2 separate regions of the Homo sapiens genome follow, and region 2 is linked to region 1. A link is a loop called in an ENCODE intact Hi-C map of the cell type or tissue named here. Cell type or tissue: dorsolateral prefrontal cortex. All regions are shown on one strand. Each heading gives the region's core, and the rest is flanking DNA. Links, peaks and the distances in the headings are about the cores only. Region 1 overlaps HUNK (hormonally up-regulated Neu-associated kinase). Region 2 has its middle 69 kb from the start of SCAF4.

What was found. Peaks named below come from ENCODE experiments on the same cell type or tissue, not always from the same donor. Only the 100,000 strongest peaks of a DNase experiment are listed, where the experiment ranks them.
Region 2: it touches region 1 in a loop (5-fold over the local background); 10 of 110 quality-filtered maps call a loop at or near these places.

What each region holds. Positions count from the first base shown.
Region 1 is chr21:31,878,155-31,886,486 of GRCh38, reverse strand. All of the region lies in intron 1 of HUNK (hormonally up-regulated Neu-associated kinase), which reads right to left. Among named protein-coding and RNA genes, the nearest start is that of HUNK, 9.3 kb to the right of the region's middle. RefSeq lists an enhancer at 4,979-5,479. In dorsolateral prefrontal cortex, for the core only: no CTCF peak of the experiment used is centred there; no DNase peak of the experiment used is centred there.
Region 2 is chr21:31,796,974-31,805,305 of GRCh38, reverse strand. No RefSeq gene overlaps it. Among named protein-coding and RNA genes, the nearest start is that of SCAF4, 69 kb to the right of the region's middle. RefSeq lists enhancers at 4,100-4,600, 4,601-5,101. In dorsolateral prefrontal cortex, for the core only: no CTCF peak of the experiment used is centred there; a DNase peak (open chromatin) is centred at 4,672; H3K27ac peaks cover 2,758 bases; H3K27me3 peaks cover 316 bases.

The DNA.
Region 1 (8,332 bases), core at 76-8,075:
GGAGTCCTAACCCCAGTACCTCAGTACTTTATTTGAATATGAGGGGTCTTTTTTTTTTTTTTTGAGACAGTCTCATTCTGTCTCCCAGTTTGGAGTACAATGGCGCAATCTCGGCTCGCTGCAACGTCCGCCTCCCAGCCAGGTTCATGTGATTCTCATGCCTCAGCTTCCCGAGTAGCTGGATTTACAGGTGTGCACCACCACACCCAGATAATTTTTGTATTTTTCATAGAGACAGGGTTTCACTGTGTTGGCCAGACTGGTCTCAAACTCCTGACCTCAGGTGATCTGCCTGCCTCAGCTTCCCAAAGAGCTAAGATTATAGGCGTGAGCCACTGCGCCTAGCCCCCTGAATATGAGGTCTTTAGAGAAGTAATCAAGTTAAAGTGAGGTCATTAAGGTGGGCCCTGATCCAATTTGAACTGGTGTCCTTATCAAAAGGGAACATAGGCCAAGCGTGGTGGCTCACGTCTATAGTCTGTAATCCCAGCATTTTGGGAGGCTGAGACGGGTGGATCACGAGGTCAGGAGTTCAAGACCAGCTTGATCAACGTGGTGAAATGGTCTTTACTAAAAATACAAAAATTAGGTGGGTATGGTGGCGCGTGCCTGTCATCCCAGCTACTCAGGAGGCTGAGGCAGGAAAATCGCTTGAACCTGGGAGGCAGAGATTGCAGTGAGCCAAGATTGTGCCACTACACAACAGCCTGGGCAACAGAGCAAGTCTCTGTATCAAAAAAATAAAAAAATACAAAAGGGAACATTTGGACAGAGAGACAGACACACGTGGAGGGCAGACGATGTAAAGAGACACAGGAAGAAGACAGCCATGGATAAGCCGAGGACAGGGGCATGGAACAGATCCATCCTGCACAAGCCTCAGAAGGACCCACCCTGCCAACACCTTGATTTTGGACTTCCAGCCTCCAGAATGAGAGACAGTAAGGCCTTGCTATTCCAGCCCCCGGGTCTGTGGTGCTGTCTTATGGCAGCTCTAGCAAACCACTCCAGGTGGTGAGGAGGGACAAAGCAGAGTGAAGGGGCAGAGAGTGACAGGGGACAGGGCATTCAGAGACGGTCGTCAGGCCGAGGCCACAGGAATTCCAACAGCAGGGCCCGCCTGTCGGCCCCACCAAGGCTGCTCCTCAGAGGGCATCTCAAATAGACAGAGCCCCTCGAAGAGTGCCAAGGCGCATGCACTGTCACACACACGCATTAATGTACTAATACCTGTCTTAGTGCATTTTATGTCCAAGTTACGTAATGGCTCTTGCTCCTTGAAAGGTTTTCATTTCCCTCGATATTCCCCCTTTCTCTTTCTTCTCAACCACTGTCTTAGTCAGCTTGGGCTGGTGTAACATAGTACCATAATACCATAGACTGGATGCCTTATAAAGAACAGACAATTTGGCCAGGCGCGATGACTCGTGCCTGTAATCCCAGCACTTTGGGAGGCTGAGGCGGGTGGATCACCTCAGGTCAGGAGTTCGAGACCAGCCTGACCAACAAGGCAAAACCCCATTTCTACTAAAAATACAAAAATTAGCCGGGTGTGGTGGCACGCACCTGTAGTCCCAGCTACTCGGGAGGCTGAGACAGGAGAATCACTTGACCCAGAAGGCAGAGGTTGCAGTGAGCCAAGAGGGTGCCACTGCACCCCAGCCTGGCCGACAAAGAGTGACACTCCATCAAAAAAAAGAAAAAAAAAAGAAGAGACGTGTCTTTCTCACAGTTCTGGAGGCTGTGAAGTCTAAGCCTAACACACCTGCAGATCCAGTGTCTGATGAGGGCGTGTTTTCTGGCTCATAGAAATGGCACCTTTTCACTGAGTCCTCATATGGTGGAAGGACAAACAAGCTCCTTTAGGCACCCTTTATTTATTTATTTTTTTTTTGAGACAGAGTTTTGCTCTTGTCACCCAGGCTAGAGTGCAATGTCATGATCTTGGCTCACTGCAACCTCCACCTCCCAGGTTCAAGTGATTCTCCTGCCTCAGCCTCCCAAGTAGCTGGGATTACAGGTGCCCACCACCACGCCTGGCTAATTTTTGTATTTTCAGTAGAGATGGGGTTTCACCATGTTGGTCAGGCTGGTGTCAAGCTCCTGACCTCAAGTGATCCACCCACCTCGCCCTCCCAAAGTCTGGGATTACAGGTGTGAGCCACCATGCCTGGCCTTTTTTATTTTTTTATTTTTTCACTGCAACCTCAGTCAGGCACCTTTTATAAGGGCACTAATCCCATTCATGAGGGTAGATCTCATCACCTCCCAAAGGCCCCATCTCCAAATACCATCACACTGGAGGTTTGAATTTCAACAAAAGAATTTTGGGGGACACAAACATTCTGATCATAGCAACCATCCACCATAAATGGTACCACCTTTCCCATGAAGAGATGATGGGACATGGACTCACAGTTGTCTTACTTAAACCAGCAAGAGTCAAAGATTTCCAAAGACCATCCCACACAGTATCATGCCTCTCCCTTGCAATCCAGGCATGGTAAGGGTCGGGGCAGAATCAAGGGTGCTTACTCCAGGGTCATGGTTGCAGAACCAACCTGCCTAGCCTGAGTGTGTATAATCTACAACTGTAGCCCAACTGGCACCGGTGTTAACAAACCAAGGTGACCCAAACCCTCAGCCCAGTAATCTGCAGACTTCCATTTAGTCAGCAGAGCCAACAAGGGTGGGCAACAAAGCAGTGGCTCTTAATATTTTAGAGGTAAATAACTCCATTTAGAGTATGACGAAACCCATGGACCCTCTCCTCAGAAATATGTTTACATGCACACAATTGATAGGGCTCCATAGACCTCCAAAACTTATCAATTATCCTTCTCTAGTTCATGAACTCCCAAGAAATAACTTCTGCAAATGGCAAGAACCACAAAGAAAAAGAGAAAGAATAATGGGGAGCGAGGGAAGGTGGTAGACACTGCAAAATATATCACTCAAAGACGACTAATTTCCTTAATATATAAAGAGCTCCTATAAATCAATAAGAAAAAGGCCAAAACCCCAAAAGAAAATTGGCGAATGGACATGAACAATGAACAGAAATGAAGTACAAACAGTTGAGAAGGTATGAAAATATACTCAATTCCCATGTAAATAAGAGAAACAATAAATAAGACAAGATACCATGTTTAATACACTCGATTGGCAAAGATCAAAATGAGTACCCTGTTGGCTGACATGTGGAAAAGCAAACACTCCCATACCAGATGGGTGTGGTTATAAGTTGGGAACCCTTATAAATTATAAGGGTTATCAATGTGATTATAAATTGCCAACCTCTATGGCAGGCAATTTGGCAATACTTATCAACAGTTAAAATAGACATACCTTTTGGCCTAAGACTAGGAATTTACCCCTCAGATACACTGAGGGGTCACATTTACAAAGTGACAAATGGTCATGGATATTTACTGAAGTATGGTTTGAGAATAACAAAAAAAAAAAAATTATGTACTCCCTAAATGTCCATCAACAAGGGATGGTTAAGTCAACATGATACTTCCACACAATGACTACTATGCAATAACTAATTAACATAAAGAGTGAGGCAATTCTGTAGTAGTCATGGGGAAGAATGCTCAAGACATATTGCTAAGTGAAAAAGCAAGATAATGAACAGCATGTACAGTTTAAAAATACATCTGCCCTGGTGGGTGGGAGGGATGGATGAAGAGAAGCTGGTTCATGGGTACAAACATACATAGATAGAAGAACTAAATTCTAATGTCTGTTAGGGTGACTATACTTAGTAGCAATACTTTGTATATTTCAAGGTAACTAGAACAGAGGACTTGATATAATACCAACCCGTGGAAATGAATACTTAGGTGATGGACACGCCGATACTCTGGCTTGATCATTACACACTCCATGCATGGAACACTCACATGTACCCCATAAATATGTAAAATATTATGTATCAATAAAGAAGAAAAATCTGCCCCTAACTACGCATTTACAAATATGTATGTGGGTCTCTATGCATATAGGGTATCTCTGGAGGGATACACAAGGACTAGAAGGAGGAGTGACCTCTCACGAGAAGATCCAGGAACTGAAGAGCCCAGATAAGAAGCAGTTACCTCTCACTGCAAACCCTCTCAGAACCTTTGAATTTCAGACCATGTGTCTGTATTACCAATTCCAAAACTTAACCAAATGCATCTTGAAAACACAAAGATGATTAAAAACCAAAAAGAACCCAGTGATTAGAAGTTGCATAGCTAGGGCACAGTGGCCACCGTAAGAGTGCTAAGAGGATGTTAACAGATGGCTCTACCCTGAGTAGTTTTTTTTGTCCATGAGAATGTCCCAAACTGTTACTCTACTCATCAAAAATCCAAATTCCCACAACTCCTTCAACAACTTTTCCCACCACTCACGAGTGATGGGGGAGGGGGGGTCTCTTCCCAGGAAAGTGCCACCGTCTCTGAAGTAGGCATGCTGGCCCACAACTTGGCCCAACACTCAGTTGCCCCAGAGTTCTCAGGAAAAAACCCATAGAGCATACATATAAAGTGAGCTTTCAATCTTGTAAGTACTGAGAAACACAACAGAGCCCTGATGATTCTAACCTAAGAGAAATGTGAGGCCAGAAAATCCCCCAGCGTGTGGCACATAGAATCTGCTAATGAGATGCCACGCCGGCTGCTCCCTCATTGCAGGGAGAGAGACCACAGTCGAGCAGCAAGGTAGGGCAGGCTGAAGAGAAGCTGGTTCATGGGTACAAACATACATAGATAGAAGGACTAAATGCTAATGTTTGCTACGGGGACTATATTTAGCAGCAATAATTTGTATATTTCTTTGTTGTTGTTGTTGTTGTTGTTGCTGCTGCTGTTGTTATGGAGTTTTTGCTCTTGTTACCCAGGCTGGAGTGCAGTGGCACAATCTCGGCTCACTGCAACCTCCACCTCCTTGGTTCAAGCGACTCTCCTGCCTCAGCCTCCCGAGTAGCTGGGATTACAGGAACACACACTTGGCTAATTTTTTTGTATTTTTAGTAGAGACAGGGTTTCACCATGTTGGCCAGGCTGGTCTCAAACTCCTGACCTCAGGTGATCTGCCTCCCTCGGCCTCCCAAAGTGCTGGGATTACACGCGTGAGCCACCACGCCTGGCCATACTTTGTATATTTCAAGGTAACGAGATGAGAGGACTTGATACCAACACATGGAAATGATGACCACTCATATCCAAAATGCGCATGGAAAAGATGCCCACGTTGTCTACGGTCCATATGGTATGGACTCAGATGAAAAGCCCTGGACTCTGACCCTGTCTCTTTCAGTAAACAGCAAATGCTGGGCTGCACCCCCAGATTCCCCGTCAGTGCTGAAGAACTGACTGCCTCAGCTGCAGGCTATCAGCTGTGAGCTCTCCCCAGGAACCGCCCTCAGCAACTGTCCCGTACGAGGCCATGCCCCTTGCCTGGGCAGCCCCCATCAAGGACTGGCCGATGCGGAAATATAAATCCCAGTCCTCTCAACCCAAGTTGGTCAGCTCTGAAGGGCCAGCTCAGCTCCAGCACTCACCACGGCATGGGCAGGGGCTTTGGCTGAGAGCGGTATTGGAGCCCAGCTTCTCCCTCTGCCCAGTGCTGCTTTGCCCCTTCCCTTGCAGAGGTCAGTTCTGAGAGTAATCCCTAAAAGCACATTCATCTCCTTCCCAAGATCCGCTTGCCACAACCCAATACTGACAGTCTAAAAAGGTGCTGGAGCTTGAACTATGCTCCCCCAAAAGATACCTTCAAGTCCCGTTGGTACCTGTGGATATGATCTTCTTTGAAAATAGGGACTTTGTAGATGTCATCGAGTTAAAATGAGGCAACACTGGATTAGGGTAGACCTACATCCCATGACTGGTGTCCTTATAAAGAGACATAGGAAAAGATTAAGAGACAGAAGAGACACTCAGAGGGAGGAACACTGTGTGAAGACAGACGCAGAGACAGAGCGCTGCAGTCATAAGCCAGAAAATGCCAAAGAGTGCTGGCCACCACCGGAAGCTAGTAAGAGGCAAGGAAGGATTCTCCCTGTGGCTGCAGAGGGAGCATGGCCCTGCCAACACCTTGGTTTTGGATCCTAGCCTCCAGAACTGTGACAGAATAAATTTCTGTTGTTGAAGCCACACAGTGTGTGGTAATTTGTTAGAACCATCCTAGCAAACTCATAGAGAATGTCAGAGAGAAGATCTACTCAGGGCACCCTTCTACGTAATCAAGGCAGGCAAGAACACCAGCAAGCTGGCTGTTACCCCCTCCACCAGGGCTGCTGCAGGCATCTAACAAGAATGTGCACGGGAGGGGCACCCTGAAAAAAACCGTAAAACACTGTAGCACTGGGCTGGTGCTGGTGATGGAGGAGAGGGAACAGCTGTCTCGAATTCACAGAGGCATCCCCCTCCTCGGGGACTATTCAGTCCCTGTGTTTCTAGCTCTTTCCTGCTGGTCATCGTACCACCCAGTGGCACCTCCTATCAGAAAGCGTGAAATTCAATTCAGGTCAGTACTTAGACCAGGGCTGAGTAGAGAAAGAAGTTTCACCCATCAGCTAACATAAGGCCTGGGGATTATCTACGGGTTTCAATTAGCCAAGAGAGCAGGTCTCTCCGTTACCATAAATAATCGACAGAGGGAATATATGTCCCAAGGCAAATGATAACCCTGTGCCCAAGCCTCCTTCCCATGGAGAACACCCCAACCTGTCCCTCTCTTCGGGGGCACATGGCTGCCACTCCCCACCCCTTCTGGGCAGATAAACCCTGGGACAGATGATTGCCGCGCTGACCTCCAATAGCTGGCAGCATGCAGAATTCTATAGTCTCACAGACCTGAGTCGGATTGGTATGCACGGGTAGCTATAGCCGTGACTCAACACCTGCAGAGAAAATGTAGGGTTGTACTCCTCTCCGTGGGCACCGTTTCTGCACTGTTGCGCTGACTCAAAGCACCCTTTGAAGTCCGTGGGACCTGTATCAATGAACACTAGGAACCAGGCCCTACGTGCCAATTTCCATCATTCACAAGTACTTCAAAAAGATGAGGCAGGGCAGGAAGTTCAAAAGAATCCGCCTGCAACTGCAGAATGCAATCCTCGAAATTACAGGCACTGCCTTGTCACACAGGGCTCACCAAGCAGGTGCTTTGCAAATGCCTCCTTCTTGCCAAGAAGTCCCTGCCAAGGATTAATAGGAATTTCCAGTTCTCTAAGCATTTCTTGTTCCTCAGAGCGATTACCCCTAAACTTCTAGCACTTCAAAAATACAGGATTTAGCACCTGTTTGTTTCAGAAATACTTGCTAAAAACAGATCTGCCAAAAGGCCACCTCTAAAATTAGTCATATTTCTTGCTCTGCAAAACATAGTAAATCGTATTTTTAGTAACTCCTTCACTCCAGGTATCTGGCACTGTCATGCTCTAAGCATGATTACTGGCAACTTAGTAAGCAGGCAACCCTTACTCTTAGCCTAAAAATAGTTCTGATGGAAGTGACAAGCCGGCTTATTATTCTTTAACCAAGGGTTAGAACAAGATATTTCAACATCTTAACCAATCATTTTATGTACTCAACTTTGTATCTCAGTGAGACTCAATCACAAAAAAGGTAACAGTGGCATGGACTGTCTGTTCTTGTTCTGTAGTTTGCCTGCCTACAACACTGGCTCAATACCTGAGATACACCTACTCTTTTCTCGATTCAGCTTTTCCAACTATATTTTTTCAACTTTTATCAATTTTTTACAAAACACAATAACCTGTCATGTGCCAGAGACCATGCCTCTTGTAGGTATCACGAACCATCACCAGGGTTCAAGCAATTCTCATGTGTCAGCCACCCAAGTAGCTGGGACTACAGGTGTGCACCACCACACCCAGCTAATTTTTGTGTTTTTAGTAGAGATGGGGTTTCTCCATGTTGGCCAGGCTGGTCTCAAACTCCTGACCTCAAATGATCCACCCACTTCGGCCTCCCAAAGTGCTGGGATTACAGGCATGAGCCACCGCGTCCAGCCACTAAACCAAACTTCTAAGGAATTATCCAAATATATTGCTGATGATAAAGGACCATTGTTTTACTGATTCCTTACAAACATTATTTATAATGTCTGTATTAGAAACATTATACGTGGTTTCTAAGTTGCTTCATTTAAAGTTTAACGTTTATGGAAATTTAAAATCTTAAACTCTTTTTTTTTTTTTTTTTTTTGAGATGGAGTCTCATTCTGTCACCCAGGCTGGAGTGCAGTGGCACAATCTAGGCTCACTGCAACCTCCACCTCCCACATTCAAGCGATTCTCCTGCTGCAGCCT
Region 2 (8,332 bases), core at 216-8,215, 81 kb after region 1:
GTTAGAAGGCAGCCCTCTGCAAGACAGGAAGTGGGCCCTCAACAGGAACTGAATCAGCTGGCACCTTGATCTTGGACTTCTCAGCCTCCAGAGCTATTTGAAAATAAATTTCTGTTGTTTAAGCCACCCAGTGTATGCTATTTTGTTATGGTAGCCCAAGCAGATGAACACAGCTGGATAGAAAAAGAAACAAAGGGGGCTGGGTGCTCACGCCTGTAATCCCAGCACTTTGGGAGGCCAAGACTGGTGGATCATTTGAGGTCAGGAGTTCTAGATCAGCCTGGCCAACATGATGAAACCCCATCTCTACTAAAAATACAAAAATTAGCCAGGCATGGTGGCGCACACCTGTTATCCCAGCTACTTGGGAGGCTGAGGCAGGAGAATTGCTTGAACCTGGGAGGTGGAGGTTGCTGTGAGCTGAGATCATGCCACTGAACTCCAGCCCAGGTGACAGAGCAAGACTCTGTCTCAATTTAAAAAAAAAAAAAAAAAAGAAGAAGAGGAAGAAGGCCAGGAGGAGTGGCTTATGCCTTAATCCCAGCACTTTGGGAGGTCAAGGCGGGTGGATCACGAGGTTAGGAGTTCAATCCCAGCCTGACCAATATGGTGAAACCCCGTCTCTACTAAAAATACAAAAATTAGCCAGGCATGGTGGCATGTGCCTGTAGTCCCAGCTACTCAGGAGGCTGAGGCAGGAGAATCACTTGAACCCAGGAGGCAGAGGTTGCAGTAAGCCAAGACTGCACCACTGCACTCCAGCCTGGGCAACAGCGCCAGACTCTGTCTTGAAAGAAAGAGAAAGAAAGAAAGAAAGAAAGAGAGAGAGAGAGAGAGAAGGAAGGAAGGAAGGAAGGAAGGAAGGAAGGAAGGAAGGAAGGAAGGAAGGAAGGAGAAAAGAAAAAGAAAGAAAGAAAGAAAAAAAGAAAGAAAGAAAGAAAGAAAGAAAGAAAGAGAAAAATAAAGGGCTACCTCCTGTTGTTTTAACCAAGAACTCTTCTCCAAATCTAGGAATCGTTCCCGTACATAGTCTCTGTCTGACACCCACGCTCAGGTAGGCCTCATCAATCTTGTTTTCTGACACTGATGAGCTCTCTCGGGTTTTTAGATCCTTTCCAGGTGTACACCATTGTCTGCACTATATTTCCAGCCACTTCCTCCTTTCAGGGTTTCACCATTGCCTTTGACTTTTGCTAAAAAGTCTGAGGTTTTTTTCCACCCTGGAAATGCCTTGTCCCTTTGTCCTCTTTGTATAAACAGATGCTTCCTAATCGTCTCCCTCATCCTAGGTCTTTGCCAACAGTCACCCAATTACAGTCAGATTCCAGTAATGTCTTAGAGAGACAGTGCCTCAGTTGGAAGCTTAAATGCAGCCTTGAGCTTCTTTCCTCCATGCAAACCCGGGACTCTTCAAATTCTTCTCCGGTTATGTAACTGTAATTCCCATAAGCTTTCTCCCAAAATGTTCGTCATATAGTACCTTCAAGCGTACATAACTCTAATAACTTACGTTTGTTTAAACATGCATTAAATTGAAATAGAACTATGAGCCACCTGGGACCCAGGCATTTCATTTCAGGGTTTAGCCATTGCTTTCCTTTATGCGTAAGCAGGTAAACCTGTTGTGTCAAGAAAGAAAATGCTTGGCGAAGAACTGAAATATTCTCACCCATATTAATGACATTTCAGCAAGCTTTTCCGAACCCAACCTCTTACTCACCGTGTGAAGGACTCTCAGAGCTGTAGGAACAGCAGGGCAAAAAGCTGAGTGTTTGCCTACTTCCTCTCATGCCAAGGGGGCCGAGAGAAGGATGAAGGAGTGTGCCTGGGTTGCTCAAGGAAAAAGCAATCTGAATTTGCTGGGATTTGGAGGAGGAGCACCTTGGAGATCCGTACTTGTTCCCTACTTACACGGTTAGCTACTGCAGCCACTAGTCACATGCGGCTATTTACATTTTAATTGAATAGAATTAAGTAAAATTGAAAATGTGGTTTCTCGATCACACTAGTCACATTTGAAGTGTTCAAGTGCTACAGGTGGCTGGTGGCTAGTTTAATAGGACGGTGCAGGTACAGAACATTCCCATCATTTTGAAAAGTTCTAGTGCATCGCTCTGATCTATAATGTAAGTAATGCTTATAAGAAAGACCGATAAGCGAAATTTCTTTTTTTTTTTTTTTTTTTTGAGACCAAGTCTCACTCTGCCACCCAGGCTGGAGTGCAGTTGTGCAATCTCGGCTCACTGCAACCTCCGCCTACCAGGTTCAAGCGATTCTCCTGCCTCAGCCTCCCAAGTACCTGGGACTACAGGCGCCCACTACCACGCCTGGCTAAGTTTTGCATTTTTAGAAGACACGAGGCTTCACCCTGTTGGCCAGGCTGGTCTCAAACTCCTGACCTTAAGTGATCCACCCACGTCCGCCTCCCAAAGTGCTGAGATTACAGGTGTGAGCCACTGTGCCTGGAGAAATTTCTACTTTTAAAATGAACATTGAGAAAATATAAAGTGAACTTTGCTGACTACAGTAAGAGTAAAACAATTTTTTCAAAAGGATGATTCCTAGGTGCTTTGTCAACACAAGTCAAAGAAAGGAATGAAAGACCGAGAGAAAAAAGGAAGAATAACCAGATGGGTATCAGCACTGAAGGGGCTCACCGAAGACCAAGGGAACCCATCAATTCTAAGCGGGTAAAAAAAAAAAAAAAAAACAGTGACCCGAGGTTGACTTGTCTGAAATGCTGTCGGGAGGCAGGAAGCACTTTGTCATTTAGAAAATGTGAGCCTGCAGGCACAGGGTCACAGGCCATGCTGGCCTTTGGTGAGTCAATTTTAAAAACGTGAACATTGTGCGCATGTACCCTAAAACTTAAAGTATAATAATAATAAAATTTAAAAAAAAAGTAATATGAGGGAGGAGATTGTTCCCTTTAAATAGCCCTTAACCCCTATTTACACATCTTTCCCTTTCCTTAAGACCACACTGGGTCAGTTTTGCAATAATTTATGAGGGCACCACTGTTGGGATGGGGGTTGGGGGGACACCCAGAGGCCAAGGAACTCTTGTCCAAACCTGTCAGGAGAGAAACCCCAGGAATCTGTAATTTCCAGGAATCTTTGATATTCAGACTCCAGGGCTCAAATGTCTCCATCTGTCTGTGTTTTTAAACCACTGCTTTACTTGGTAAGACTCCACCCCTCCCTCCACTACCAAACAGTAAATGGCTAGTGTGTATTGTACTGCCATATCGATTTTTCAAGGCTCATGTATAGCAGTCCTGCAAGAGTAGCCTCCATTTCTGGAATTCTACGATATTGTGAAACACGTCTGGTTTTCATCTTGTTTCCTGGCATATAATTCCTAAAATCCTCAGAGTCTCCAAAGTGATGTCTTCTCTATGTAAATGATTTGACTGATGACTGGCAACCCCTAGATAACTTTGGGATGGGGGCTGGTCACCAGAAAGACCAAGGCGGGATTAGAGGGTTGGGACTTTCAGCCCCCTCCCCAACCTCAGCAAAGGGGAGAGGGGTTGAAGGTCAAGTTGTTCACCAATGCCCAATGATGTCATCAATCATGCCTGCGTAATGAAGCTTACATAAAAACCCGAAAGGACGGGGTTCAGAGAGCCAGCAGATAGCCAGACACACAGGGGCTTACACAACAACCATGTGCCTGGACCGTGGCGCACCCCAACTCCACGGGGACAGAAGCTCTGGGCTCAGGACTCCTCCAGACCTCCTCCTGTGTATCTCTTCATCTGAGTGTTTATTTGTATCTTTTCGTTGTTGTTGTTTGAAAGGAGTATCACTCTGTCGCCCAGGCTGGAGTGCAGTGGCTCAATCTTGGCTCACTGCAACCTCTGCCTCCTGGGGTTCAAGCGATTCTCCTGCCTCAGCCTCCCGAGTAGCTGGGATTACAAGCACCTGCCACCACACCCAGCTAATTTTTGTGTTTTCAGTAGAGACAGGGTTTCACCATGTTAGCCAGGTTAGTCTCGAACTCCTGACCTCAGGTAATCCGCCCCCCTCGGCATCCCAAAGTGCTGGGATTACAGGTGTGAGCCACCGTGCCCAGCCTCATTTGTATATCTTAAAATATCCTTTGTAATAAACTGGTAAACATAAGGATTTCCTGAAGTCTGTGAGCAGCTCCAGCAAATTAATCGAACCAAAGGAGGAGGTTGTGGGAACCCCAATTCAGAGCTGGTGAGTCACAAGCACAGGCAAAATAACCAGGGGCTTATGATTGGCATCAGAAGAGGGGGGCAGCCTTGGGGGCTGAGCCCCTGGCCCTGTGGGATGTGACGCTAGCTCCAGGTAGATGGCATTCAACTGGAGTACAGCCAGCTGGTGTCCGCTGCAGACTGATTGCTTGCTTGGAGTGTGGGGGAAACTCACACACATTTGGTCTCAGAAGTCTTCTATGTTAATTGTTGTGGAGTGAGAGAATAGAAATAACACTTTGAGCTTGTTTTTACTCAGGCTTTATAAGAGCTCTGAGGAAAATCGGCTCTGCTGACTGCTCACTCCATCCCACCTGCGTGGTGGGCTGGCAGAGGGGCAGCCTGATCCAGGGAAGCTCTGGAATTGGCATGCCCCCCATGAGCAGGACTGAGGCAGACCTGTCTGGGCGTGCACTTTCTTATTCAGGAGACCCCAGCCGAGGGTGGAGCCGCAAAGCACAGGATCCCATCCGATCTGTGTGTCACTGCTCAGTGACAATAGCCGGGGAGCTGCTTACAGCAGCTCCGCAGATTGGCAGCAGGTCCGAGACTGATGACTGCTAGCAGCAAAATCAGCCTGTCACTCCCTCTGCCTCTCACTCTAACTGGGAGAGGGGTGAGGATGGGAGGCTCGCCCAGGCCTGGAAACCGGCCTCCCGCCCTTCCTGTGCTCCACACCTGGGACTCCCCGACTCCCCATTCTCCAGTCCCCCTGCAGGGCTGTCACCGACTCTCTTGCCAGAACAGGGAGCCAGGAATGTCTTCTGCGCCCACATCTGAGGGCTGGCAAACTTGTGCAACTGCTGGGGCTCAGAGCACAACTATCAACTCTTGGGATCACATGAACACATCATACACATACCATTCCATTCCCCCACACACACCTATACTCACACACACACCCTCTCCAAACACATACATATAGCACACATGCCTCCAAACTCATATGCATACATATATACACATAGACACCCATTCCACACACACACACACACACACACACACACACACACACACACACATCCACACTTACATGCTTTTGAGAGTTCAGCCATTACCACGGTCGTTTTGCCTGGCTAAGCTTGAAGCTGCCTGTGAATAGGAAGCAGGCTCCACGGTGGGGCTCAACTCACCCCCCAACTCCTGTGGCAGCAGCTCTGGACAGGGAGGAAGTCGCCTGTGCTGAAGCCCTTCCCTCTTCTGCCCCACCCAAGGGACATAGGACTCAGCCTGAGCTCAAGCAAGAGCAGGCTGTCATCCAGGGTTTGTGGTCGTTGGGTGACACTAGCATATCTCTCATTATAAGATGTATTACGTAATATCATATGGTCTATGATATCACATGTATGGCATATGAAAGATGTGTGTGTGTGTGTGTGTGTGTGTGTGTGTGTGTGTGTGTGTGTAGAAACCATGTCTACGAACAGGCCAACAAGAGAAGAGACAGAGAGGATAAATGCAACCTGTTCTAACAGGAATGCAGCAGCATACTGTTTGGAAATTGGCCCCGCAGCGGAGCAATAATGCAGCCCAGGCCCAGGGTCAGTTTGTAATCACATTCACGCAGGTGTCAGGCACTGTGTCCACTTGAGTACCAGTGAGAGGCTCATGCTGAAATCTGCAGGAATCCAGCTATTTCAAAGAAATTGGGAAGAAACAAGAGCTGAAGGGACTGCAGCAATGTGGTATTTTTAAGGTGTTGCTAACTGGCTAATAATATCCGGGTTGTGGGGCGTACTGCACACACTCAAAGGCTCTGCCAACACAAGCTAATTAACCTGTACTCAGAGGTGGGTGTGCATATGAACTGTTACCACTTCTGCTCGCAGAACCACTTAGCTGTGTCACACTTCTTGTAGCAACACGCCAAGTGATCGCTAAAAACACACTGGGTTTTAAATACCTGGATTTAAACGAATAGTGCTGGGAATCTCTGAGGCTGCTCATGCATTCAAATTACAGTTCTGCCTCTCTCCTCCTAGCTCCCGGCTGCTGTACATTCTTCTAGACTTTAACGCCCACTCAGATATCTCCCTCATCTACAAAGCCTTCCCCAGCTGTGCTTGCACGCAAATCGATCCTTCTCCATGGTGACCAGCCATCATGTTTGCCTGGGACTATCTCAGTTTAATACTGAAAGCCCTGTGTAGCAGCCAACCCTTTAGTCCTGGGCAACCTGGGACCACAAGACTCTCACCATTCTAACGGATGCATTGCATATGATTTTGCTACTAATAATACTGTCTGCTGTCTAGTAATATAACCTAGTAATTTGTAATGAGTTTGTCTCAAGATTATAAACTGCTCAAGAACAAGGTTCTTTCTTCATCTCCTCGGAATATCTAATCTGGGCACAAAGAATTACATGTTGACTTCATTTCTTATTTCTTTTTTTTTTTTTTTTTTTTGAGACAGAGCCTTGCTTTGTCACCCAGACTGCAGCACAGTGGCACAATCTCAGCTCACTGCAACCTCTGCCTCCTGGGTTCAATTCATTCTCCTGCCTCAGCCTTCCGAGTAGCTGGGATTACAGGCATGCCCGGCTAATTTTTGTATTTTTAGCAGAGATGGGGTTTTGCCATGTTGCCCAGGCTGGTCTCGAACTCCTAACCTTGTGATCTGCCCACCTCGGCCTCCCAAAGTGCTGGGATTACAGGCGTGGGCCATGGAACCCGGCCAACTTCCTTTCTTGTAATACCAGGTTTCTGCTATGACACAAGTCAAAAACAGACCCCTAAAAGGTTTTTCCCTCTGGAGACAGGATAGGGCCTTCCCACCAAATGGTACCTTGAGCCTTAATCCTCCAGATTGAAGGTTCAAACCAAGGACTCAGGAAATTTGCCCTGATTGACAGAAGAGCCCTCGCTAGCCAACTCTTCTGAGTTGATCCCTACAGAGTTTGTTCTGGGCCCACCCTAGAACTTCCAATTCAGGGCTGCAGCTCCCTAGTGATTCCGATTCAAGCAGTCCTTGAAAAATAAGAGTAAGGCCAGGCACAGCAGTGCATGCTTGTAATCCCAGCACTTCAAGAAGCCAAGGTGAGAATATCCCTTGAGGCCAGGAGTTCGAAACCAACCGAGGCAACATAGTGAGACCCCGTCTTTATAAAAAAAATTTTTTTTAATTAGCCAGGTCGTGGCTGTAGTCCCAGCTATTCAGGAGGCTGAGGTAGGAGGATCAGTTGAGCCCAGGAGGTGGAGGCTATGGTAAATTGTGATCACGCAACCACACTCCAGCCTGGGCAAAACAGCAAGACCCTGTCTCAGAAGTAAAACAGAAAAAAGAAAAGAAAAATAGAGTAGAAACACTTTCATTCAGCTCTGTTGGGACTAGTTGTCGACTGTCAATCGAAAAAGCCACTTACAGTGAAAATTCATTTTTAAAAAGAAAAAAAGATAAATATTTAACCTTAAACATTTCATTTTACTGTAAAACAAGTAAAAAATTTTTTGATGTAAGTCCAAGGCCTTCCTTTGGATTTGCTCATTGGATTTCTTCGTTGTTTTTCTTGTATAAATCATGCCTGTATATTTCTAGTTATGATTTCTTTAAAATAGAACGAGAATTTAAAGACACTTGTGAAGTATCCTGAGTGTGGAATCCTTCCAGAGCCTTGCAATATTTTTCTCAATCTTTTTACAGTTGTCTCAACCACACCAAATTAAGCAAAAATTTTAAGCAACTTACATTTGTTGGATCTTACCAAAGCATTCAACTTAATTATCTGTGAAGTAATTATGTTTTTTTTGCATAGAATATAAGTGTCATGAAAAAGGGGATCTTTGTTTTCTTGTTCACTGATTTATTCCAAGCATGAAGAACATTGCCTTGCATACTGTAGATGTTCAATTTGTTGAATAAAGTGGTTCCCCTAATAATTAAATTAGTTAGTTACAGCAATGAGTACAAATGGCAGAAAGAGGTTTGGGAGCTAATGTAACTAACTCTTGGTAAGCACAGCAGGTAAATCAGCAGGTGGGTGCATGGGTGCACGAGAGAGTCATTGACTAGCTATGAGCATTCAACTTGCTGTAAGTGTTAGTGTGTGTTCTTGGGAGGGCGTGAAGAGTGTTCATTAATTTGGGGAGTCAATTAAATGGAGGTTTG